4 separate regions of the Homo sapiens genome follow, and regions 2, 3 and 4 are each linked to region 1. A link is a loop called in an ENCODE intact Hi-C map of the cell type or tissue named here. Cell type or tissue: PC-9. All regions are shown on one strand. Each heading gives the region's core, and the rest is flanking DNA. Links, peaks and the distances in the headings are about the cores only. Region 1 overlaps CELSR1 (cadherin EGF LAG seven-pass G-type receptor 1). Region 2 overlaps CELSR1 (cadherin EGF LAG seven-pass G-type receptor 1). Region 3 overlaps CELSR1 (cadherin EGF LAG seven-pass G-type receptor 1). Region 4 overlaps CELSR1 (cadherin EGF LAG seven-pass G-type receptor 1).

Region 1 (5,957 bases), core at 582-5,581:
TTTGCTAACAACCCCGGCTGCTCCTGGTGTCTCCTCTCCCTAATTAAACAATCTCGACCACTCACACCCGGTAAATATTTGTTGAAGGCATGCGTAGTGAGCAGGTCCCACCATCGGCGCTGTGGTGGGGGTCTGGCAGTCTCTGCTGTTTATAACCGGCCACGATCTGGACCCAGGGCTGCTGGGAGCTGCTGGAGAGTCCGAATTGAGCCTCTGCCCTGAGAGTAGTGACCCAGACGACCTCGGGGGCGAGTGTTCTCTGCTCTCTCACCCGCTTCCGGTCAGCACTTTCAAGCCTTTTCTCTGGTGTGGACAGACAAAGCCGCCTCTGTCCTGCTCCTGGGGGCCAGGGGCCAGGTTAATCACGCACCTCTGGCCTGCCAGGGCTGGGTGTGGTGGGGTTACACTTATCAGATGAAGCTGGCTGGACATAGCGGGGGTAGACTTTGTATTAATGAGGGCAGTTCGTGACCCCCAACTCCAAGTGATGAATTAAGAATTCGTGCTCATTTTTTCTGGACGTTGATCTGTCACTAGTGCACTGTCTGTCCTGGCCCGCACTGGTGTGGCCAGGGGAATTTGAACCGTTGGGGTGCTGAGCAGCCTTTTCTCGTGATGAGTGAGGTTTTCGCTAGCATTCCAGCTGAGCCCGGGCATGCTGCTGTTCGTAGTTGGCACGGTTTCCCTGCATGCTGATAACGAACGCACCGGGCACGTCCCTTCCAGCCCTGCTGTGCACAGCTGCCTGGCTCACCTTCCTCGGTCGTCTTTCCATGTCTAGCAGGAGCATGGCCAGACCCTGGCCCCACATCCAGGCCCCCCAACCTGCCTCCCTCCGAGGCATGGCAGGGCCAGCCCTCTCCCTACCATCAGGAGCCAAGTGCTCAGTGGGGCGCCAGGCTGCACAGTGCCCTCTCCCCTGGGTGGAAGACCTAGACCCATCCCACCTGAATGTCCCCACTCAACTCTATCCTCCCTGGACAAGGCTGTTTCCAGGCTGTGCCCAACCCCATGGCCCCTGGAGAAAAGCAACTACTGAGGCCTGGAGGGCACAGGGGAGCCCCGCCTGCCCGACAGTGGCACTGTCTTCTTGGCATGTGCTGGGCCAAGGGCGGCGTGAAGTCTGCGTCCCCCTCACTCCAGGACCAGGAAGTGTTGGCTGGGCCCTGTCCCCTCTAGGTAGGACCCACCACCAGGCTCATCCTCATCTTGGGTCCTGGAGGCCTCCTGAGCTGCCACCAACGTCCTTCTAAAGAGAGCCAAGTCCCTGGCCCACGCCTTGGCTTGGAAGGACCCTGGGTTTGTTTTGAGGGGGTTGGAAACGCCCTGCAGGGGGAGTCGAGATGGGGTTCTGTACCCAGGTTGGTGCTGGGGCTGTAGGGACCCTCATGTCCTGGTGATCAGCAGGGCTGACCGCCCCCTAAGTGCCAGCTGTGTGTACCCCCAGTGCCAGGGACCAGGTGTTGTGGTATCCAGAGTCCTGTGGTTGCCCCTCCCCTACCAGTCTTGGCAACCAGGACTTCCCGAGTCCACTCGGGCCCAGGAGACGCTGTGTTTGTTTGGCACACTGGGTCCTCATGCCGCTGTCTTCCCGGTGCCATAAGAGCCCTGGCAAACAAGGAGTGTTTTATCTCCCGTGGCTCCAGGTCTGTGTAGGCTCCAGGAGATGCTGGGAGGCTTTGGGGTGCAGCTTCCTCAGGAGATTGACCCTGGAAGAGGGTTCCTGCTGACTGGCTGGTTTCCTCGGTGTGTTCTGGGCCTCGTTCTCCTAGGACTGCTGTGATAAGTGATCACAAACCGGGGCGCTGAAAATAACAGACATGCCTTCCCTCAGTTCTGCAGCTGGAAGGCCGAAATCAAGGTGTTGGCAGGGCCGGCTGCGCTTCCTGGAGGCTCTAGGAGGAGCCCCCCTGCCTCCCCGGCGCCTGGTGGCTGCAGGCCTTGGCTTGCGGCTGCCTGGCTCCAGGCTCTGCCTCCCTGTGCACCAGCCCTTCCCCTTGCTTCTCATCTCCCTCTGCGCTCATTTTACGATAATTCATGTTGTGATTGCATCGAGCCCACCTGCTAATCGGATTGCCTCATCTCAAGATCCTTAACTTAATTGCACTTTTGCCATATAAGTAAAATTCCTTCTTTTGCTATATAAGGTAACATTCCCAGATTTTAGGAATTACTATGTGGACACTTCCTTTTGGGGGCCACCGTGTAGCCCATTACAGGGTGGGTTATTTCCTAGTCTCTCCTCCATCGTCGGTGTTGTGGAGAAGGAGGTTGTAGGGAGCCCCTCTTCTGAAAGGCTGTGTCCCCGAGGGTGATTCCAGGCTGGGGTCACCTGGGCCCGCATGCTACTGGAGCCTTTGGCTTGGAGCTGCTGCAAGCACCAGAAGACGGTCAAACATGCACCCATCCTTCAGGTTCGGCAGGGTTTCCAGCCCTCAGCGTGTAGGTGACTCCCGTAAGAAACAGCAAAGCAGTGGATCAGTGGGAATCATTTTTCTTTGCTGCTGGAATGCATTTCTTATTTTTTTAAATGGGTGTGTCTGGAGATCATCTGGGAATTTGTTTCAGAGACACTAATGCAGTCACGCAGAGAAGGCCAGCCCTGGACAAGCGGCTTCTGCAGTGCCGGGCTCCCCTGGCCTCCCCCTTCCCAGCTCCCTCCTTGTGGGGCGGGGGTCTGGGCCTCCTGCTGAGGGCTTTCCTGGCTACCTTGCCAGGTGGGGCAGGGCTGGGCCGCCTGTAGGTGTGACTCAGGAGGGATTCCAGGTGCAGAGCAAGTCACCAGGAGGTGAGAAAGTCAAACAATGCGTGAAACCCAAGGGCAGACGTGGGTGCTGACAGACAGCAGTTCCCGGTGGGAGCTGGGGAGGAGGAGAGGGAGTGGGGCATGGAGGGGTGAACAGAGGGTGCCTCCTGTCTCAGGAAGGCAGTGAGGAACAGGAGGAACAGGGACCAGTAATAGTAACCTCGCCCTTGCGCAGGTGCGTAGCTCACAGCCGTACCAAATGAGCTGTTTCACTCACATCAGCCTGTTAGTGCTGGGGAATGCTCCTGGCCCAAGAGAGACAGAAATCCCTGCCTTGGGGGATGGATTTATTACAGCTGGGGAAACTGAGGCACTAGCCAGGATCTTGCTCAGGAAACCTCTGTCCTGACAGCAGTGCTGTGGGGGTTTGGAATGGGGTGCTGAGGCCCCTGCAATCTCGCCTCCTGGTCGGCCTCTCCTATAGGGACATTCGGAGGGGACACCTGTCCAGGGAAGGCAGTGAGGTGCACTCATTCACTGGACCCGTCCCTGCAAGCTCTGTGTGGACATTAAGGCAGATGCAGGCTTAACTCCCGCTCCCACCCATGCAGCTGTGTGACCCAGCACAAGTAACTGCCCTCTCTGAACCTTCGTGTACTCATCTGACCAGCCAGGTGCTGCGGCCTGCCTTGTAGGGAAGGTCATGTGTGGACTGTGCTCACCTCTGGAGGAGGTTGCTGTGAAAGTGCTCATGTTCTCATCCCCAAATGTGAACCTGGGGATACCCAGGGTCAGGGAGCGTCACCTGAGCTGTTGGGACGCCATGTGGCCCTGCCCTGTCTGTCCCTCCATCTCTATGTCAGCCTGCCTTGCAGGGCCGAGTTGGTAGCACGTCCTCCCCCACAGCTCTGTTGCTGGACAAAGGCCCTGGTGGCTGGGGGCCTCTGCTGGCCTGGCTTCTGCCTGGGGCTGCATGCCACAGGGGTTCTGAAGTCCCCGGGAAGAGGCAGGGTCCTGACTGGCAGTGGACTGCTGTGCATGACCCATTGCTGAGGCTGCAGCCGCCTGGGCTTTTCTGTGCAGCTCCTATCTCCGGTGGGGGCCTTGCTGGTGTGGGACTGTCACGTTGCAGAACAGGAAAGGGCTGGGGCTCTGCCTCCACTGCCCTGCGGTGGGAACCCCTGTGTGTGCCTGTGGGCATGCATGTGAGTGTGTGTGAGCATGTGAGTGCGTGCATGTGAGTGTGTGTGAGCACGTGAGCCATGTATGTTGGAGGCTGGAGGTACTTTCTCAGGTTTGGTTGGAATCTGATGGGGTGGAAAGGGCTTGGCGAGGAGCCTTAGCTGTGCCCACCCTTTCTGGTCCTGACCCTACTTTGATGGCTGCCCTGCCTGAATTCTTCAGCTTGACCCCTCCCCTCCCCTCCACCTCCATGCCAGCACCCCTTCAAAGCTTCCCCCTCTGCTTTTTCCATCTGCTATAACTCTTCATGTATTTTTGGTTTTTCTGAACATCTGACATTTTTTTACCTAGATGGAAACTCCATGAGGGCAGGGATCTGTTTTGTTCATTCTTATAACCCCACTGCCTAAAGAATGGCCCACGCTGGCAGTTTATTAGATGGATGAGTGGGTGGAGGGACAGGTGGGCAGCTGAGTGCAGGTGAGTAGGTGGAAGGGTGGATAGATGGATGAATGATGGATAGTTGGGTGGGTGGGTTGATGCATGATGGGTGGTTGGATGGATGGATGGCTGTGTGATGGGTGGTTGGATGGATGGATGGATGTGTGATGGGTGGTTGGATGGATGGATGGATGTGTGATGGGTGGTTGGATGGATGTGTGATGTGGTTGGATGGATGGATGGATGGATGTGTGATGGGTGGATAGATGGATGAATGGTGGATAGTTGGATGGGTGGGTTGATGCATGATGGGTTGTTGGATGGCTGGATGGATGTGTGATGGGTGGTCGGATGGATGGATGGATGTGTGATGGGTGGTTGGATGGAAGCTGGGTGAGTGCTTGGAAGCTGGGTGAGTGGATGGAAGCTGGGTGGGTGGGTGGATGAACAATGGATGGGTGGATGGATTCATGGGTGAATAAATGGATGGATGGAAGGGTGGAGGGGTGGGTGAATGAGTGGGTGGGTATATGGAAGGATGGATAGATGAGTGAATGGAATAACAGATGGGCAAATTCGTGTGGTGTTTTATCATTTCTGACATACCCTTTTCCTCTTAGAAACCCTGTAACGTTCCCCTCTTGGCCTCCTATCTGTGTGCTTTCTCTGGTAGTGAAGTTTCTGACACATGAGCCACGCTGTTGGGTTGTGTCTTCAAGACTGTGCTTTCTGCATCCTAGGATCCAGTGTTAGGACTGAGCTCTTTGATGGGGCTTTGAGTTGACTTCAGGTTTTGTGCATTTGCGTGATATGACCTGACTTTGAAATTGCCCTGTGTTCCTGTTCCCGGGCCCTTCCACTCACTCCTTGTTCTCTGTTCTTGTGTTTCATTTTGATCGTTAATTCTGCATAAACTAAGCCTTCATCAAGTGCTTGAGTTTTACCATTGTGGCCTTTGGAAATTCTAGTTTTTCTAGTTCAAAGCTCTTAGCTGTTTCTTAGGACCAGAAAGGAATTGTCTTTTTATTTATTTAAGAACTTAAGTGGTCAATCTTTACACGCCCTTCCCCTCCTGGGGCACGTTCCCAGCGCGTTCCCAGCCCTCCCCCAGGTCCTGAGGTTCTCTGCCTGCTGTGCCCCCTCTCTAGGTGAGCCCTGAGACCCTGCATCTCTCTTCTCCTAGCTCCTGGAGCAGCCCCCCAGGGGTAAGTTCTGGAGCTCTTGAGCCAGGGGTTCACATCAGCATCCCCTCGCGTGGGCCCTCTGCCCCCACCCCCATGCCCTCTGTCTTCCCTGGGCTTGTGTCCAGCCCCCTGCCAGAGTCTCCATGTAATGATGTGGAGACCCTCTGGGCACCCCCTTCCTTGTTCACAGACCAGGAGCACACCCAGCACCCAGCCCCCGCCTGCAGCAGGTAAGCCGTTTGCTGAAGCCCTGTGAAGCCAGGGCTTTTCTGGAAGCCCCTTAGGCCAAGGGTTGATGGCTTTGGTGCTAGGGTCTCTGGGCAGGCAGGGCAGTGCACCAGCCCCAAGCCTGGTATGGGACAGGTCCCCAGTGGCGGGGCAGGTGCATGAGGCCATGAGGGCTG
Region 2 (5,957 bases), core at 621-5,620, 73 kb after region 1:
CACGCTGGTGTACAGCGAGGGGGCTCCGCTCCCGAGACCCCTGGAGAGGCCCGTCCTGGTGGAGTTCGCCCTGCTGGAGGTGGAGGAGCGAACCAAGCCTGTCTGCGTGTTCTGGAACCACTCCCTGGCGTAAGTGTGACGCCAGGAGCCCCATGTGAGGGCTTTGCCAAGGCAGAGTGCCCCCGCAGGGTCGGGGGCTCAGTGGCAGAGCGCCCCAAGAGGACGGTCTCTTGTGGTCTGTGTTTCCCCTTTAAGTCCCCCGTGGGGGCAGTGAGCCTCCTGCTCTGCTTCTGTGGGAATATCAGAGTCCTCCCCTAGATGTCCACACACAGATGCACACAGACCTGCACGTGGAGATACAGATGTGCAGGCGCACAGAGAGATCCCTCAAGGCTGACACCCAGGAAGGGGACCCCTCACCTGCGGGACTCCCGACATGCAGCGGCCAACACTAGTGTAGTGCCCAGTTCACCGCCGGATAAGACAGGCCCATTCCGGTCACACACGGGAGACAGAACCCAGAGACTGGCCTAAGAGCCCATCTGCTGACGGTCTTGCCCGAGAGGCTGACACAGTCTAGCTGTGGGGACTGGCTTCACCCCCAAGAGGCCACACCTGGCCGCAGCACAGTTTATCTGGCCCGTTTCAGAAGCAGCGTCAGAGAGTCACAGAGTGGCGAACGCAGGAGAATCTGTGCGCGAGAATCTGTGTTCTAGCATCCATGCAAGCGAGGGAAAGGCGTTTCGTCGTTAGAAAAATGCAAAATGAGTGATTCTCACCCACACGTGAGACTGGATTCAGCACCACAGTGTGGCTCCCGTCTGCTGGGAGCCAGTAGTGTTTGTGCTTTGGTTTTGCTTTTTAGCTGCAGAGTTCACGTGAGGTGTGGACATTTGAGTTGCTCTATCGTTACAGGGAGCTTGCCTTTTCTCTGCTGGTTGGTTTTCACTTTTGCTGTCTCTGTTTAGAAGAAGGCACTGGAACGGGGGTGTGGTGGGAAGGGCCCTGTTGCCGGGATGGGAGCACAGTCAGGGAGGGGAAGACCCACTGCCTCCCCACACACCGGGAGGGAGTGCCGGGAAGGGGAGACGCCATGCAGGAGTCAGGCTTGAATCTGCGGAGCGTTGTGCATCTGGGGACGTCTGTGCAGCAGGAACGCTGCCCCCATCACAGTTGCCCTGGGCACAGTGAGGAGCCGTGAGTGGGGGCTGTGCTGGGGGTGGCGCTATGGTGAGCGAGCCCGGTTAGCCCAGCCTCATTCTTCTCCTGCTTCTGTGCTTTCCAAGTTCTAGTTAATAAGCAACCAGCATGGCACCTGGAATGTAGTAGGCGCTTGGCTTATAAAAGAGAGAAGAAAGGAACCCATTCCACCACGACGGACGTCAGGCCCGGCTGTCTGTCTTGGGCATTCATCTGCGTCCTGGCAATTAGCTCCAGCTCTAATGACCTGCTCTCTGCTTTATGTTGCACTTATTATTCCCAGATTGTAAAGTTTGTGCCAAACATATTAATGCTAACATCCCATTTTACAGATTAGCAAAGTAAGGATCTGAGAGGTTATGTGATTTTTCCCAGAGTCTGCGAGGGCAGGGCCCTGTCTGAAGCTGAGACACACCTTATAACACCTTGTTATTTGGGGCTTCCCATCAGTAAAACGGGAGTCATAATGGGGCCCTGGCTTCTGGGCAGTTCCCATAAAACATTGTGCAATCTGAAGATGAAAGTGTCAGAGGAAGGTGAGATGTCCTTTCTGAGAGCGTCTGCCCTCAGAAGGAGACGGGACCGCATCGCAGCTGTGTGAACCCCGGGCAGTGGTTCCAGCAGCGGGGCGGACGCGAGACAGCCCCATTTGAGTTTTGCTGCTAGATGGCACGTAGAACTTGAACTTCAGAGGGTGCTCCTTGGAGGCCCTGACCAGACACAGAAGGGAAGGGAGACTGTTCCCATGGTCCTGCCTCCGCGGCAGTGAGGCTGCTCTTCTTACAGCCAGGTGGCTCTTGTCTTCGGTGTAGGGGGCTGGTGAGGAACACGGTGGGGAGCAGCCTGCGAGGGCGCTGGGCTTTCAGCACTCACGGCACCTGCTGTTTGGTTTGGCCAGGATGGCCTGGGAGCCCCCAGGGCTGGGCAAAGGCTGCCCTTTACAGACTCATGGGCAGAGGGAACCGTCTTACCCCTGCCCCTTCTCTGTCCTCTCCGCAGCGTTGGTGGGACGGGAGGGTGGTCTGCCCGGGGCTGCGAGCTCCTGTCCAGGAACCGGACACATGTCGCCTGCCAGTGCAGCCACACAGCCAGCTTTGCGGTGCTCATGGATATCTCCAGGCGTGAGGTGGGCATCCTCCCGTGGCCACTGTGCCCTCTGGGCCTACCGCCAAACCTGCCCCTCCCCCCCAAACCTGCACCTCCCCGCCAAACCTGCCCGTCCTCAAACCTGCTGAGCCTGCCCCCAAATCTGTCCCCTCCTCAAACTAAATCTTCCATTCTAAGTGCTTGGAACAAAACAAATCAACCGATTAAAACACATATTCGAGGATTGGCCAGAGTCTGAGGATTTCCATAACAAAGCCCCATTATAAGGGTTTTCAGAGAGCCCTGGTTATGTATTAAACCCCGGAATGGCAGACCCAAAGCTCAGGCTCCGAGGAGCTCTCGGAACCTGCCCCTCACTTCAGTGCGGGTCTGTTGGACGGTGCCGCTCCCCACCTGCTTTGATCCTAAGGGAGGTGACAGCTGCTGGGCGCTCTCCCTCGGGGCCACACGCAGGGCAGCAGGACAAAAGGCTGGGCGGCTAATGTTTAACCTCTGGCATTTTAAGCGGCCTGGGAATGTGAGCCGGCCATTGTGGGCTGCAGATGAATTGGGGAATGGCCCGAGCGCTGTCCTGGCCTCCCGTTATCCAGACAGGAGGGAGGTGGGAGCCAGCCTGGCCATGGCCTGTGTGGGACCCTGGGGTCTAGGAGTCAGAACCAGGGGCCTGGGTAGCCTCCCCCGGCCCCTCCCCGGGGTTGCACTGTGGCTCAAGGGCCCAGGCCACTGTCCTTTCCGAGGGCTTTTTGATGTGAAGTGGCCCTGGTTTCTGTCACATTCTTGGAAGGGTGAGTCAGCCCTCAGGCGGGGCTGGAGGAGGGCAGCGGCCTCTTGTGCAATATGCAGGTGAAGCTGACCCGCCTCTGCCCCTGTCTCATGGGCAAATGTCACTCCCCAGCAGGACCCAGCCTGGAGACGGGGTCAGTGATTAGTGGAGTTTGTTCATATGTGGGCGGGGTTGGGGCTTGTCTCATGGCCAGGATGCCAGGTGACATGTGGGCCAAGGAAGCTGAAATTGAGGCAGAAGAAAGGAGGCTGGAGTGAGAGTCCGAGGCTCCCATGGCCTGGGCGCCCCAAAGCCAGAGGTCTCTGAACGGCCCCCAAGCCAGTGGAGGGAGCCTGGCGTGCTGCCGCAGGCCCCAGGGATGCCCAGGGCCCAGGGCATTGAAGGAGCCTCAGGAGGGGCAGTTCCAGGCCCAGAGCCATGAGCACTCGGCCTCCCCAGCCCAGCCTGATCCTGCCAGCCTTGATCGTTTCATAAGCAAGTGTGTAATTTATCTCTGTTATGCAATGACCAGATCTGAGCCTCGGCCCTTACCTTCTCTCCTGCCTTTAACCCTCCTGCCCATAGAACGGGGAGGTCCTGCCTCTGAAGATTGTCACCTATGCCGCTGTGTCCTTGTCACTGGCAGCCCTGCTGGTGGCCTTCGTCCTCCTGAGCCTGGTCCGCATGCTGCGCTCCAACCTGCACAGCATTCACAAGCACCTCGCCGTGGCGCTCTTCCTCTCTCAGCTGGTGTTCGTGATTGGGATCAACCAGACGGAAAACCCGGTATGGCCACTCTGCTCCCCTCCCCACTGTCTGGGCCGCAGCTTGGAGCAGCTACCATAGTCCTGTCCTGGCCACTCCAAGCACCCTGGCTAGCTCCTCCTCACCACCCCCACCTCTGCTTCACAGATGCCCTTTCAGGAACGTGCCTGGTCACAGGCTGTGGGTGGAGATGTGGGATTCACTGGCAGGCCCAAGCACTTTGACTCTATTGGGAGATGGGGGGCCCTTTCTTTCTTTCTTTCTTTTTTTTTTTTTTTGAGAGTCTCGCTCTGTCAATCCAGGCTGGAGTGAGATGGCACAATCTCAGCTCACTGCAACTTCCACCTCCCAGGTTCAAGTGATTCTTGTGTACATCCCCAGGAAAATACAACTCTTGTCAAAAGTGATTTAAGGGCAGTGGCTCATGCGTGTAATCCCACCAGGATCCCTTTGGGAGGCTGAGGCAGGCAGATCACTTGAGGTCAGGAAGACCAGCCTTGCCAACATGGTAAAACCCAATCTCTACTAAAAATACAAAAATTAGCTGGGCGTGGTGCCGGGCACCTGTAATCCCAGCTACTCAGGAGGCTGAGGCAGGAGAATTGCTTGAGCCTGGGAGGCAGAGGTTGCAGTGAGCAGAGATGGAGCCACTGCACTCCAGCCTGGGCAATAGAGCGAGACTGTCTCAAAACAAAACAAAATGATTTAAGATGTAGAAAGACTAAATAGTCCTCTCACCGTTAGAGAATTTGCATTGCAGTATAAAAACCACGGCCAGGTTGGGTTTATCTTAGGAATGCAAGGATGGTTTAACATTTTAAAAATCTATGAATGCCATTTACCTCACCAGTACATTTAAGGGAAAAATATTATTTTTCTCAGAAATGAATGTACAAAAGAATTTTGATAAATGTTATGCTCATTAATGATTAGAAAGAAAGAAAAACCTTTGAACAGACTAGGACTAGGGGAAACTTTAATCTAATGAAGACATCTACAGAAAACCTGCAGTTGCAATAAATAACAATGGGAAGATACTGGAGGCATCCCCTGTAACATCAGGAACCCACTCACGTTCACCACTGTGGTGCAGGGTGGCCTTGCCAGTGCAATGAATAAGGAAAACAAAAGCATAGAGATCAGAAAGGAAGAAACAAAGCTGTCATTATTAGGTAACATGAAGGATCTCATAGAAAAAATCTAAAATAGTCTACAGGCACGTTATGAGAAACAATTAGGCTGGGCACGTTGGTTCATGCCTGTAATCCCAGCACTTTAGGAGGCCGAGGCAGGCAGATCACTTGAGGTCAAGGAGTTCGAGGCCAACCTGGCCAACATGGTGAAACCCTGTCTTTACTAAAAATACAAAGATTAGCTGGGCATAGTGGTACGCACCTGTAATCCCAGCTACTTGGGAGGCTGAAACATGAGAATCGCTTGAACCCGGGAGGCAGAGGTTGCAGTGAGCTGAGATGGTGCCACTGCACTCTGGCCTGGACAATAGAGTGAGACCCTGTCTCAAAAAAAAAAAAAAAAAAAAAAGAGCCTGGCAGCAGGTGGACGACGGGCAGAAGATCAGAGCAGTCTGATAATGCGCAGGCCTGGGAGGTGGGGTGGAGACCCAGAACTGAAGCCAGGGCACTGGGCACGGGGAGAAAGGAGGGACAGGACCAACCGGTTATGGAGCAGGCAGGAAGGAGGAGTCAGGGGAGTTTGACGTCTCCAGAAGGGAGAATGAGTAGTTGAAGGTACCACCCATTGAGAGGCAGGGTCTGGGTGAGATGGGACACCTGCAGAGGCCAAGGAAGGTGTGGCGCATGAGCCAGGGAGGCCGCCTCCAACTCGTGGGTGGAGACGGTGTCTGTGGGGCTGGACCGGCCCTGGGAAGGGAAACGGAATAAAAAGACCAGGCTGGAACCTTCCGGCGAGCTGCTCAGGGCCACGTGCAGACCTGAGCTGCTCCTCCTTTTTTACGGCAAGCGGTGGGACCAGACCCCTCTTACCTCAAGAGGGAAGGCAGGCACCCCCACCTCGCAGGTCACCCTTGAGAAGCCTCCATGGCTTCCCAGCAGTGGTAGGTGGAGCACCAGGCCTGGCCCATGAAGGACGAGCCCCGAGGCGT
Region 3 (5,957 bases), core at 583-5,582, 77 kb before region 1:
AAACAAAAAGATCAGCCCTTGAATTATCTGGAGGTTTTATTAAGGAACAATGCGGGGAAGCGGTGGTTTCAAACTCATCCACTGTTTTCAATGGAGTGTTGTTGCTTCCCCAGGATTTACAGCCATGCCCTAAAGCCTTTGATGCAATATGACCAGCCTGGAGGTGCTGTATGCAACAGGCCAGCCATCGACTACGTTTAGTGGGAGCCATTCCAGGAAGGGCTGCCAGCTTTCAGCAGAGGAGCCCAGGAGGGAGGAGCGCATCGGAGGGCAGGGCCTGGGAAGGCCCACGTGGTGGGGGCAGTTCATTTAGCCTGGCGTGGGGTTGAACACTGTGACTGTGACTAGATAGTTGTTGGTGGTTTTATGTAGCCCACCAAGGAGAAAACATTTTTTGAAAATTTTTTGAAGTCAGAAGATAGTGAAATTCAAATAGCTGCCAGTTTTGAATGACATCCAGCGATACAAGATGTTCATTTTTTGCGATAGTTTTTGAATGAGATTTTAAATTCTGTGATAGGAACTTTTTATTATGAGCTTGTATAAAGGCTGTGTTTGCGTTTTTCAGGGCAACGTGGCTGATGACCCAGTGGACAACTCAAGCCTTGAATGTGCTCTGCCTTCTTTCTGGACAGTGGTCTTTCAGAAACATTGACATTCTTTGTTTTATTTTTATTTTTGAAAAACAATTTATATATAATGAATTATATATAATATATAATATATGTTATAATGAATTATATATAAATTATATACACAAATTTATGTGTGTGTATATATATATGTGTGTGTGTGTGTATGAGACAGGGTCTTGCTCTCTTGCCCCAGCTGGAGTGCAGTGGCATGATCACGATTCATGTCAGCCTTGATCTCAGCTCATTGCACCACCACACCTGGCTGATTTTTTTTTTAATTATTTGTAATAGAGACAAGGTCTCACTATGTTATTCAGTCTGGTCTCCAACCTCTGAGCTCAAGTGATCCATCTGCCTTGGCCTCCCAAAGTGCTGAAATTATAGGCATGAGCCACTGTGCCTGGTTAGATGTATGTATTTATGAGGTACATGAGATATTCTGGCACAGGCATGCAATGTGTAATGATCACATCATGGAGAATGGGGTCTCCATCCCCTCAAGCATTTATCCTTTGTGTTATAAACAGTCCAATTATACTCTTTTAGTTATTTTTGAATGTACAATTAAATTATTATTGACTGTAGTCTCACTGTTGGGCTAAATACTAGGTCTTATTCTTTTTTTTTTTTTGAGATGGAGTCTCACTGTATCTCCCAGCCTAGAGTGCAGTGACATGATCTCGGCTCACTGCAACCTCTACCTCCTGGGTTCAAGTGATTATCCTACCTCAGCCTCCTGAGTACATTGGATTACAGGTGCACGCCACCACACCCAGCTAATTTTTGTATGTTTCTTAGAGACAAGGTTTCACCATGTTGGCCAGGCTGGTCTCGAACTCCTGACCTCAAGTGATCTGCCTGCCTTGGCCTCCCAAAGGGCTGGGATTACAGGCGTGAGCCACTGTGCCTGGCCTTATTCATTTTTTTAGCTATTTTTTTGTACCCATTGACCATCCACCTTCCTCCTGCTACCCCCTTCCCAGCTTCTGGTAACCATTCTTCTATTCTCTGTCCCCATGAGTTCAATTGCTTTGATTTTTAGATCTCACAAGCAAGTGTGAACGTGGGATATTTGTTTTTCTGTGCCTGGCTTATTTCACTTAACATAATGACCTCCAGTTCCATCCAGGTTGTTGCAAATGACAGGATCTCATTCTTTTTTTTTTTTGAAATGGAGTCTCACTCTGCTGCCCAGGCTGGAGTGCAGTGGCACCATCTCGGCTCACTGCAAGCTCCGCCTCCTGGGTTCACACCATTCTCCTGCCTCAGCCTCCTGAGTAGCTGGGACTACAGGTACCCGCCACCACACCCAGCTAATTTTTTTGTATTTTTAGTAGAGACGGGGTTTCACCGTGTTAGCCAAGATGGTGTCGATCTCCTGACCTCGTGATCCACCTGCCTTGGCCTCCCAAAGTGGTGGGATTATAGGCGTGAGCCACTGTGCCCGGCCCAGGATCTCATTCTTTTTTATTTTTATTTTATTTTATTTTATTTTATTTTATTTTGAGACAGAGTCTCGCTCTGTCGCCCAGGCTGGAGTGCAGTGGCGCGATCTCAGCTCACTGCAAGCTCCGCCTCCCGGGTTCACGCCGTTCTCCTGCCTCAGCCTCCCGAGTAGCTGGGACTACAGGCGCCCGCCACCACGCCCGGCTGATTTTTTTGTATTTTTAGTAGAGACAGGGTTTCACCGTGTTAACCAGGATGGCCTCGATCTCCTGACCTCGTGATCCGCCCGCCTCAGCCTCCCAAAGTGCTGGGATTACAGGCGTGAGCCACCGCGTCTGGCCTCATTCTTTTTTATAGTGGAATAGTACACCATGGTATATATGTACCACATTTCTTTTCTCCAGTCATCTGTGGCCGGGCCACGTCATTTTTAATTCACTTTGAGTGTGTGTCCGTGGGTGCAGGGCTGTAGGCCTCTTGTTGCAGAATGCGGAGCTTGGGAGAAAGGCGATGTCCCTGCCTCTCCTGCTGTGTGTGTTGCAGACCCATGGATGTAGGAAAGTGGCGTTTGTGGGTGAGAATGATTGGCGGATGAGTCATTCAGGCATGTCAGAAAATACTGAAACTCGGTGAAATAACAGGATTGAGTAACCTTCTCGCCGTTGACTTTGGTGGAGAGTGGATGGTATAAAGTCGTCTAGGCTTGATAAAGCTTCCCTAAGTGTTTGCCTAGTTAAATACAGGATATTGCAGTGGCTTTTAAACAGACGATTGCAAAGAAGGAAGTAGGGGCGGGCTACTGTTCAGGCATTGTCTGGATGCATGGCAGCGTGCTTTTCTGGAACTCACAGGGTAGGGAAGGATCGGACCTTTTTTTTTTTTTTTTTGAGACAGTCTTGCTCTGTCTCCCAGGCTGGAGTGCAATGGCATGATTTGGCTCACTGCAACCTCTGCCTCCCGGGTTCAAGTGATTCTCCTGCCTCAGCTGCCTCAGCTTCCCAAGTAGCTGGGATTATAGGTACCCGCCATCATGCCTGGCTAATTTTTGTATTTTTGTAGAGATGGGGTTTCACCATGCTGGCCAGGCTGGTCTCCAACTCCTGACCTCAGGCTATCCGCCCGCCTCAGCCTCCCAAAATGCTGGGATTACAGGCGTGAGCCACCGCTCCCAGCCTGGGTCGGACCATCTTAAATTGCTTCAGTGGCCAAGCAGGATTCTGCCAGTGTCAAACCTTCCCAGGAGAGTTCAGTGCTTTTGGCAATGAGTTAACCATTTCAGAGCTCTGATAAGTCTGGAGACAGTGGCTTGCTCATACCTTGAGAAACACTGCCTCAGAAATAAGGAGTGTTGGTTTGTTTATTGAGCACCTGCTGTGTGCGAAAGCCGGGAGAGCCAGTGTGGTCCTGACTTCTGCGGCTGGGTGGAGATGGACCATCCGATGAGCAAGGGGGCTGAGCTCAGGGGTAGAGTGGTGACACCAGGTGCAGGCAAGGGCGGGCTGGGACTCTTCTCTACCCCCCTGGACGTGTGCAGTGTGTGATGGGCAGGGAGACCGGGAGTCAGATGGATCCCCCGGGTCGAGAGAGGGCTGACTGTGGAGGGTTTGGTGGGCCCCCTCGGGAGGATTTAGGCAAGAGCTGGGTCCCATGTCCCAGCTGCTGGGCGGTGAGAGTGGAGGGGAGGGAAGCTGGGGACATCATGCTTGCTCCAGCATGGGGGTGGCTGAGGAGGGCTTTGCCAGCTTAGATGGTCAGACACATCTCAGCCGATGTGCTCCATGTGCCGGGAACCCTCCCAGGCTCTGCAGGCCCCATCGCTTGCAGTTTTCCAGCCGCCACACTGTGGTATGGAAAGTACCGTCGCCACCTCCATCCTAGAGATGAGCAAACCAAGGACAGGGCTCCCAGGGCACCAGCTTGTGATGGCAGCAGTGGGATTTGAACCTGGACCGGGCAGCTCCTAAGGCATGTTCCCTGTCTGTGCCTTCCAGAAAAAACTGGCTCTGGGAGGATGAGAGTGAAACTGAGAGAGGTTCGTTCCCTGAGCCAGAGTCCTTACCGGGAATCGGCTTTGGTGAGAAGACGTGAGGCCATTTTTGGCCCCGTGTGGCTGGGCGTCTTTGAGAGTGTCCTGAAGTTGATTGTGTGTGCAGGTCCAGACTGGGGAGACCAGCTCAGGTTATGGACACAGAAGTGAGGGTGCTGGCAGTTAGGAGGGGACCCAGGCCCAGCCTTGAGGAGCCATGGCCCGAATAGCCTCCTGGGTGGGGAACAGTCTGCTTGGGAGCTGGAGCAGGAATAACCACGTGCAGGGGAGGGCCCACGGGTGCAGGCCCTGGAGGCTGAGGGAGGGCGAGTGTCTCCGAGGGGGTCATCCGTGATGGATGCCGTCTGGCGGTTGGAGAGCCTGGGGACAGAGATGTGATGGGTTAGCCAAGGGCAGGTCCTTGGTGGCCTCTGTGAGATCTGAGTGGAGTGGTTTGGGGGTGCCTCTGAGAAGCAAATGACAAGGTTGCTGGCATGAGTGGGATGGGAACAGGACCCAGCCTCAGAGGGAAGGCAGGGTGTCATGGGGACAGGCCTGCACAAGGCTGAGCTAAAGGCCCAGCAGAGTTGGCGGGTTACGCACAGCACCTAGCTGTCCTGCAGCCTAGCGTGGCACTGGCCCGTCTCAGGGGCTTTGGGAGTGGGCAGTGTCAGGTCTTCCTCATTGTCTCCCAAAGGGCTACTGTGGCCAAGCTTCGTAGACGGGTTTGCCAGGACAGTAACTTCTGCCTCTCTCTGAGTCATCAGACCTGGAGGGAATGGAGGAGCAGGAGGCGGACGGGAAAAAGGGGCCTGGGAGAATGGAAGGGGCCACAGGTCCACGGGACATGGACTCACCAGGGCAGGGCGCCCACCTCAGCACCAGCTGCCCGGGGACAAGAGGTCTATGTCTGGCCCCATGTACCGACCAGGGTGTTGAGAGACCATTTTTAAAAGTCTAGGTGAAGTAGCAGGCAGGTGAAACTCCGGGCAAGTTCCCAAAGCCCTGGGCAGGAGCCGGCAGGAGGGGCGGTGCTGGCCACGCCTGGAGCGGGCCCATGTTGCTGGGCGTGCCAGAACCCCACGCTGGCCCCAGTGTCGCTGCTGAAGGGTCCCCTTGGGTTTGGGCTGGTGCCTGTGCCTGCACATTTTGAAACCCGATAGCAGAACCTGTTGAGGAAGGGGATAGGTGGGTAGATGGGGTCTGGGGCCCCTGGCAGCGGCCACCTTAGCTGGGGTGTGGCCTGTGGCCCGGTGCCACGGGGCTCATCCCTGCCAGCACTTGGATTCAAACAGAATTAGATGTTATCTTCTGGGTGCAGCATGTAGAAAGCAGTCCTGAGTTTGGTGTGATTTCTTCAGTTCACAGCCTTGGGGGAAATCGTTTTCTAATTTTTTCTTCTTTTCCTGTAACCTGAACACACGGGTTCATATAAATGCCCCAAATTCCCTAGAATGAAATTCCTTAATGCTGGGAGGGGTTGTAGTAAACAACCCTCTTTTTTTTTTTTTTGAGACAGAGTTTTGCTTTTGTTGCCCAGGCTGGAGTGCAATGGTGCGATCTCAGCTCACTGCAACCTCTGTCCCCTGGGTTCAAGCGATTGTCCTGCCTCAGCCTCCCGAGTAGCGGAGATGACAGGCGCGCACCACCACACCCGGCTAATTTTGTATTTTTAGTAGACATGGGGCTTTCTCCGTGTTGGTCAGGCTGGTCTTGAACTCCCGACCTCAGGTGATCTGCCCGCTTCGGCCTCCCAAAGTGTTGGGATTATAGGCGTGAGCCACCACGCCCAGCCGTAAACGACCCTCTTTAATTCAGTGACCCAGCCTTCCTCTTGCTTGTTTTGGGAG
Region 4 (5,957 bases), core at 527-5,526, 51 kb before region 1:
CCGGGTTCACGCCATTCTCCTGCCTCAGCCTCCCGAGTAGCTGGGACTACAGGAGCCCGCCACCATGCCTTGCTGATTTTTTGTATTTTTAATAGAGACGGGGTTTCACCGTGTTAGCCAGGATGGTCTCGATCTCCTGACCTCATGATCCGCCCGCCTCGGCCTCCCAAAGTGCTGGGATTACAGGCGTGAGCCGCCGCACCCGGCCTTTCCTTGCTCTTTTGAGATGGCCTCATTTTCCACTGTGTTGATGTATTGCAATATATTCAGCCAGCACTCTTTTTTATATTTGTTTCCAAGTTTCTTTTTCATATAACATTTCAGGGAACATTAGTTTGATGTGTGGTCTGTGTGTGTGTGAGTAACTTTTGAGGTTTTGCTGAGGAATAAATTTTCAGAAGTGAAATTACTGGTGCGGAGGATTTGCATACCTCACATTTGATAACCGTGGTCAAATGGCCTCGGGAATATTTGTGCTAATTAATACTAGAGCCAGCCGTGTGTGAAGATGAAATCTGCCATATTTTCATCCTCATTGGAGAGATTAGCTCTTTTATTCTTTTCTAATCCTGTAGGTAAAAATAAATGTCTTCCTTTTTTGATTTGCATGTCTCTTTGGGGAAGATGCAGTTTTTTATCTGCTTAGCAGCCATTCCTGTTTTTTTTTGTTTTTTTTTTTTTTTTGGAGACAGATGTCGCCAGGCTGGGATGCAGTGGCGCAATCTCAGCTCACTGCTGCCTCCGCCTCCTGGGTTCAAGCGATTCTCCTGCCTCGGCCTCCCAAGTGGTTGGGACTACAGGTGCCTGCCACCATACCCGGCTAATTTTTTTGTGTTTTTAGTAGAGATGGGGTTTCAACATATTGACCAGGCTGATCTCAAACTCCTGACCTTGTGATCCGCCTGCCTTGGCCTCCCAAAGTGCTGGGATTATAGGTGTGAGCCACTGCGCTTGGCCAGCCATTCCTGTTTTTTCTGTGAATTGCCAGTCTGCAGTTTCAGTTAGATTGCTTATCTTTTATCGATTTACATTTCTTTAACTATTTTGAATTTTTAACTTGTTGCAAATATCTTTCATAATTTTGAATTTTATTTTAACTCAATGGTCTCTTTTGCCATGTAGGTCTTAAATGTTTATGTTTTTCTTTTTCTCTTCTTGAGACAAGGTCTTGCTCTGTTGCCCAGGCCGGAGTGCATGGTACTGTCATAGCTCACTGTAACCTCAAATCCTGGGTTCAAGCCATCCTCCTGCCTCAGCCTCCTGAGTAGCTGGGACTACGGATGCACATCGCCACACCTGGCTACTTTTAAAATTTTTTAGTTTTTATCAGAGGTCTTGCTGTGTTGCCAGGGCTGGTCTCAAACTCCTGGCCTTAAGCAGTTTCTCCTGCCTCAGCCTCCCAAAGTGCTGGGATTACCGGCGTGAGACGCTGCACCCAGCCTTAAATATTTTTTGTTGTGGGATCTCCGTCTTGTTCATTAGTGGCTTCTGTGTGCCATTGGACAACTTGCTTAACTTCTTTGGGCCCCGTTTTCGGTTTTTAAAAATAGGGACAGTAATACTGACCCCGTAGGGTTGCATGAGGCTTAAGTGAAGGAACGGGCGGATCAAGAAGTGCCTGGTCCGGCCTCGGGCCTCTTGGCTTCCTCTCGCTGGATGCAGTTGGTTGAGTTCATAGTGAATGTGGTTCTTCCTGTGTCTCAGTAGCCTCCCGTGGTCACAGTGGGGACGGCTGTAGGGGCCTCCCCTGTGTCCTCACCACCATGGGGATGGCAGGGAGGGGAGATCAGTGCACCCAGGCTGGGAAACAGAAGGAAGTACAGGTGTGGCTCCCGTCCTGCGTGCTCAGCACCCTCTCAGCTGCCCTGGTAGCGTCTGGCATGAAAGGGTCGCTGGAAGCAGAGGCTGAATCTCCCAGCAAAGGGTCTGCTGCCCTCCTGGCTGGAGCGAGGCAGGTTGGATTGCTGGGGGCTGGCCTCTATTCCAAGGGCTCCAAGTCTGCTTGGGTCTTAGGTCCTGTCCCTGTCCTGTGATTATAGCTAAGCTGAGTCTTGTCCATCTGAGGCCATCCGAGGCCACTTACCTCATCAGGAGAGAGCCTCCCCCGACTGTTAAGGGACAAAGCTGCTGCAGAGGGTGGGCACGGAGAAGGGGGGCTGTCCTGGAGTTGCCCATGGAGTGGGCACTTCCAACTCGAGCCTTTGATCTTCTCTCCGAGTGCCGTGGCCTGCGGGGACCTGCTCCCGGGGTGCACACTCTTGTGCAGCTTGCTGTCTCCCGGGAATTATGTTAAGGTCAGCAGTGGCTGTACCACCTCTTACGGAGCATGCTTCTTTAAAAACGCCTTGCTGCCGATTTTGGCCACGGTGGTTTAATAGTTAATGTTAAGGGGGAACAGTTAGAGAGAGTCAGGAGAGTGTGGGGCTATGATCATGGGGTTCATCTGTCACTTGCCTGGTGACCTCAGGTTTGTCACTCAGCTTCTGAGAATCTCGATTTCCCCATGTGACAGTGGGGTGGTGAGACCAATTTCACAGGGATTTGTAAAGCACAAAGCAAAGTATTGGCCATGCCACTGGGGCTTCGGAAGAGTCAGCTTTGTCACTAGTGACTTTGATCACCAGTTTCTCAATAACGTCCCTCTCTCCCTCCCTCCTTTTCTGCGTCTTTCCCTCCCTCTCTTCCCTCCTCTTTCTCCTTTCCTTCCCCTTCCCTCCCCTTTCCCCTTCCCTCTTCTTTCCACTTTACCCTTCCCTCCCCTTCCCTCCCCTTTCCCCTTCCCTCTTCTTTCCACTTTACCCTTCCCTCCCCTTTCCCCTTTCCTCCAACTTTCCCCACCTCCTCTCCCCCTCCCTACCCTCCCCTCTTCCTCCCCTCTTCCTCCCCTCCCCACCCTCCCTTCCCCTTCCCTTCCCTTTCTTTTCTTGAGATGAGGTCTCACTCTGTCACCCAGGCTGGAGTGCAGTGGCACAATCATAGCTCACTGCAGCCCCGACCTCCTGGGCTCAAGTGATCCTCCCACCTCAGCCTCCTGAGTAGCTGGGACTGCAGGCTTGTGCGCCACTGTGCCCAGCTACTTTATTTTTTCTGGAGATGGAGCCTTGCTACATTGCCTGGACTGGTCTCAAAATCCTGGGCTCAAGGGATACTCCTACTTTGGCCTCCCAAGGTGCTGGGGTTACAGGCCTGAACCACCACGCCCAGCCCTGTTTTCTACAGGGCAGTTTTCTGAGTAGTTTATAAAAATGTAATGAGCTTCCTCTGCTCCTTCAGAATGAAGTGAGTCACATATTACTCCCTGGAGGGTGCAGATCAGATGATTTTTCTTTGTTTTCTCTTCAAGACAAGGAAGCCCATGACTGTGCCAGCGGGGGAACTCTTCGGGAATTCTTTTTGGGGAATTACTCTTGGAGTTCATGGAAAGATCCATTCTGCTATTGCTCATCTGAGATGTCAGTGTTGAAGGGAGTGATGTTTGGCATTTAAAAACAAATAACATTTCAGATCTTTGTTGCATTGACTGAAGGAAAAAAAGCACATCATACAGTGTTTTGGCTCACAGCTTGTTTTCAGCTTTCAGGGCTGGATATTTGCGTGTTTCCGTAGGTTCCTATGAGATGCCACTTCACGAAAAGGTCTCCTATTAGCTTATTTAAATGTCTGTTTAAAACTTTTCTTAGTGGGGCAGGGCGCGGTGGCTCACACCTGTAATACCAGCACTCTGGGAGGTCGAGGCGGGTGGATCACCTGAGGTCAGGAATTTGAGACCAGCCTGGCCAACATGGTGAAACCTCGTCTCTACTAAAAATACAAAAATTAGCCCGGCGTGGTGGTGCATGCCTGTAATCCCAGCTACTCTGGAGGTTGAGGCAGGAGAATGGCTTGAATCGGGAGGTGGAAGTTACAGTGAGCCGAGATCACACCACTGCACTCCAGCCAGGGCAACAGAGCGAGACTCTGTCTCAAAAAAAAAAAAAAAAAAAAAAAAATTAGCCGGGCATGATGGCGGGTGCCTGTAAGCCCAGTTACTGGGAGGCTGAGGCAGGAGAATTGCTTGAACCCGGGAGGCGAAGGTTGCGGTGAGCTGAGATCATGCCATTGCACTCTAGCCTGGGTGACAGAGCAAGACTCTGTCTCAATAAAAAATGAAATAAAATAAAATAAAAAATAAAATAAAATAAATAAATAAATAAACTTTTCTTAGTGGAAACATCTTAACATTTCAGATCTTTGGGTCTCTGGAGGGGTGTTAGAAACAGGGTTCTCAGCACTTGGCATGTAAATGGGCTGATTTTCGGGTCCCATCATGGGCGTGCTTACAAGGACAGCTCTGCCCGCAGATGGGGGATGTTCTGAGCCTGAGAGACGCAATGTAGTGGCCTGACCTGCTGCTGGCCTCCCGGGCAGCTCCAGTTGTGGGGACACGGTGGTGAGCTTCATTCTGAAACTGCAGTCAAAGGCTCCCAGGTCACCCAGAAAACAGACCAGATAATTATAATAAAGTAAGAAAAATGGCATCTGACAAAAGGCCTGCAGAGTCATTGTTGTAAACTCCCCCAGAGATCAAAAAACACAGGTGTGGGCTAGCTCGGGCCTCTGTTCTTCTGTGACAAGTTATGGGTGTCATTGACGCCCCCTTTGGAAGCTCCCAGAGCTCCCAGTGGCCTTTGTGCTCAGAGCCCATTCAGCACACCCCAGTCATCTGAATAAGCCCAGAGCCTTGCCATTGTCCCCATGGTTGCCCATCAACCGTTCGCCCTCCTGCACCGACTGCCAGTTTCCATGGTTACCGCCACCGCTGTAAATGTGATCTCTGCGCCATGGGGGAGGGGGCTGTCAGCGGCTCCATATAAAAGGTCATCTCCAGCAGGCAGTTAAAACCTAGCGCGGTGCTGAAAACCGGGCGCCAGGGTTTTGTCGCAGTTATGTCCCTTCCTTGAGTCCTGCAGACACCGTGAGCCCAGCTTTCCTGCTGAGCAATGCTGGGAGGACCAGGGGCTGGGGTGGGATCATGCTGGGAGGACCAGGGGCTGGGGTGGGATCATGCTGGGAGGACCAGGGGCTGGGGTGGGATCATGCTGGGAGGATCAGGGGCTGGGGTGGGATCAGAGCAGAGAGTCCGGACTCACAGAAAACAACCCGTTTGGGAAGATAAGCGGGAGAGGTCGCCGCTGAGCCTTGAGCCAGGCATGGGGTGGAAATGGACATTCAGGGTGGTGGGGGCGGCCGCTGGGTGGTGATGGTCACTCCTGGAGCCTGGCGTGTTCTGGAGGAGAGGAAGAGGCACGGTTCTGGCTTTTAGGAGAGGGGTTTGCAGACGGTGGAGGGGTTTTATGTCTGACAGATGAGAAGGATCCAGAAGAGGGCCATCCCGGGCCAGCGCCTAATGGCTTGGGGTTCTGAGGGACGAGAGCAGAGGATGCTGGGAGATGGTGTCCCAAGGGTGGGGGACCAGGAGCACGCGGGAAGCTGCCTCGATACAGTTTGAGAAAATTCTGCAAAATCTCCTGTGGTAGGGACAGATGGGGGTGTGGGTCATGTTACATTTCTTGCTCTTGTGACTCAGTGGTGACCGTCCTTGGGACAAGTCTTTGCATATCTGTGCCAGGGCTTCCTGAAAATAGATATATACAATTGGATGGATTTATCGTGTTTAAAGCTTGATCACATTACCAAATTGTCCCAAAAAAGTGCTTTGCTGATTGATATTCTCGCCACTGGCATCTAAGCCTGTTCGTCTATGTCCTCACAGGCTTGATGTTATCATTGTCTAAGATTTTTGCCAATCTGATGGGTACTAAGTAGCCTGTGATTTTCACCTTCCTCTGATTCCTTTGCCAGGAAGCTTCGTTTCAGATGTTGACTGGCTGTCTGTATTTCTTGTGGTCTGCCAATTCCTGTCCTGTCTCAGTTTTCCTCTGTGGTTTCTGTGTGGGGGTTAGCATTGCTGAGCCCAG

The links. A loop is a pair of places that touch in the nucleus more often than their neighbours do. Peaks named below come from ENCODE experiments on the same cell type or tissue, not always from the same donor. Only the 100,000 strongest peaks of a DNase experiment are listed, where the experiment ranks them.
Region 2: a loop joins it to region 1, with 6 times the contacts of the local background. A loop is called at or near these places in 6 of 110 quality-filtered maps.
Region 3: a loop joins it to region 1, with 6 times the contacts of the local background. A loop is called at or near these places in 7 of 110 quality-filtered maps.
Region 4: it touches region 1 in a loop (6-fold over the local background); 3 of 110 quality-filtered maps call a loop at or near these places.

What each region holds. Positions count from the first base shown.
Region 1 is chr22:46,447,972-46,453,928 of GRCh38, reverse strand. The region is part of intron 2 of CELSR1 (cadherin EGF LAG seven-pass G-type receptor 1); the gene reads left to right. Among named protein-coding and RNA genes, the nearest start is that of CELSR1, 87 kb to the left of the region's middle. RefSeq lists enhancers at 1-78, 79-661. In PC-9, for the core only: no CTCF peak of the experiment used is centred there; DNase peaks (open chromatin) are centred at 2,518 and 2,778; H3K4me3 peaks cover 636 bases; H3K27ac peaks cover 3,963 bases.
Region 2 is chr22:46,374,960-46,380,916 of GRCh38, reverse strand. It overlaps CELSR1 (cadherin EGF LAG seven-pass G-type receptor 1), which reads left to right. Exons shown (of 35, transcript NM_001378328.1): 22 at 1-129; 23 at 2,200-2,326; 24 at 3,656-3,856. Among named protein-coding and RNA genes, the nearest start is that of TRMU, 42 kb to the right of the region's middle. RefSeq lists a silencer at 2,991-3,285 and enhancers at 2,991-3,285, 2,736-3,935. In PC-9, for the core only: no CTCF peak of the experiment used is centred there; DNase peaks (open chromatin) are centred at 2,786, 3,166 and 5,596; H3K4me3 peaks cover 1,185 bases; H3K27ac peaks cover 3,965 bases.
Region 3 is chr22:46,525,112-46,531,068 of GRCh38, reverse strand. The region is part of intron 1 of CELSR1 (cadherin EGF LAG seven-pass G-type receptor 1); the gene reads left to right. Among named protein-coding and RNA genes, the nearest start is that of CELSR1, 9.5 kb to the left of the region's middle. RefSeq lists an enhancer at 2,352-2,853. In PC-9, for the core only: no CTCF peak of the experiment used is centred there; DNase peaks (open chromatin) are centred at 2,718, 4,868 and 5,478; H3K4me3 peaks cover 1,272 bases; H3K27ac peaks cover 4,705 bases.
Region 4 is chr22:46,499,232-46,505,188 of GRCh38, reverse strand. All of the region lies in intron 1 of CELSR1 (cadherin EGF LAG seven-pass G-type receptor 1), which reads left to right. Among named protein-coding and RNA genes, the nearest start is that of CELSR1, 35 kb to the left of the region's middle. RefSeq lists an enhancer at 3,871-4,845. In PC-9, for the core only: no CTCF peak of the experiment used is centred there; a DNase peak (open chromatin) is centred at 3,278; H3K27ac peaks cover 2,361 bases.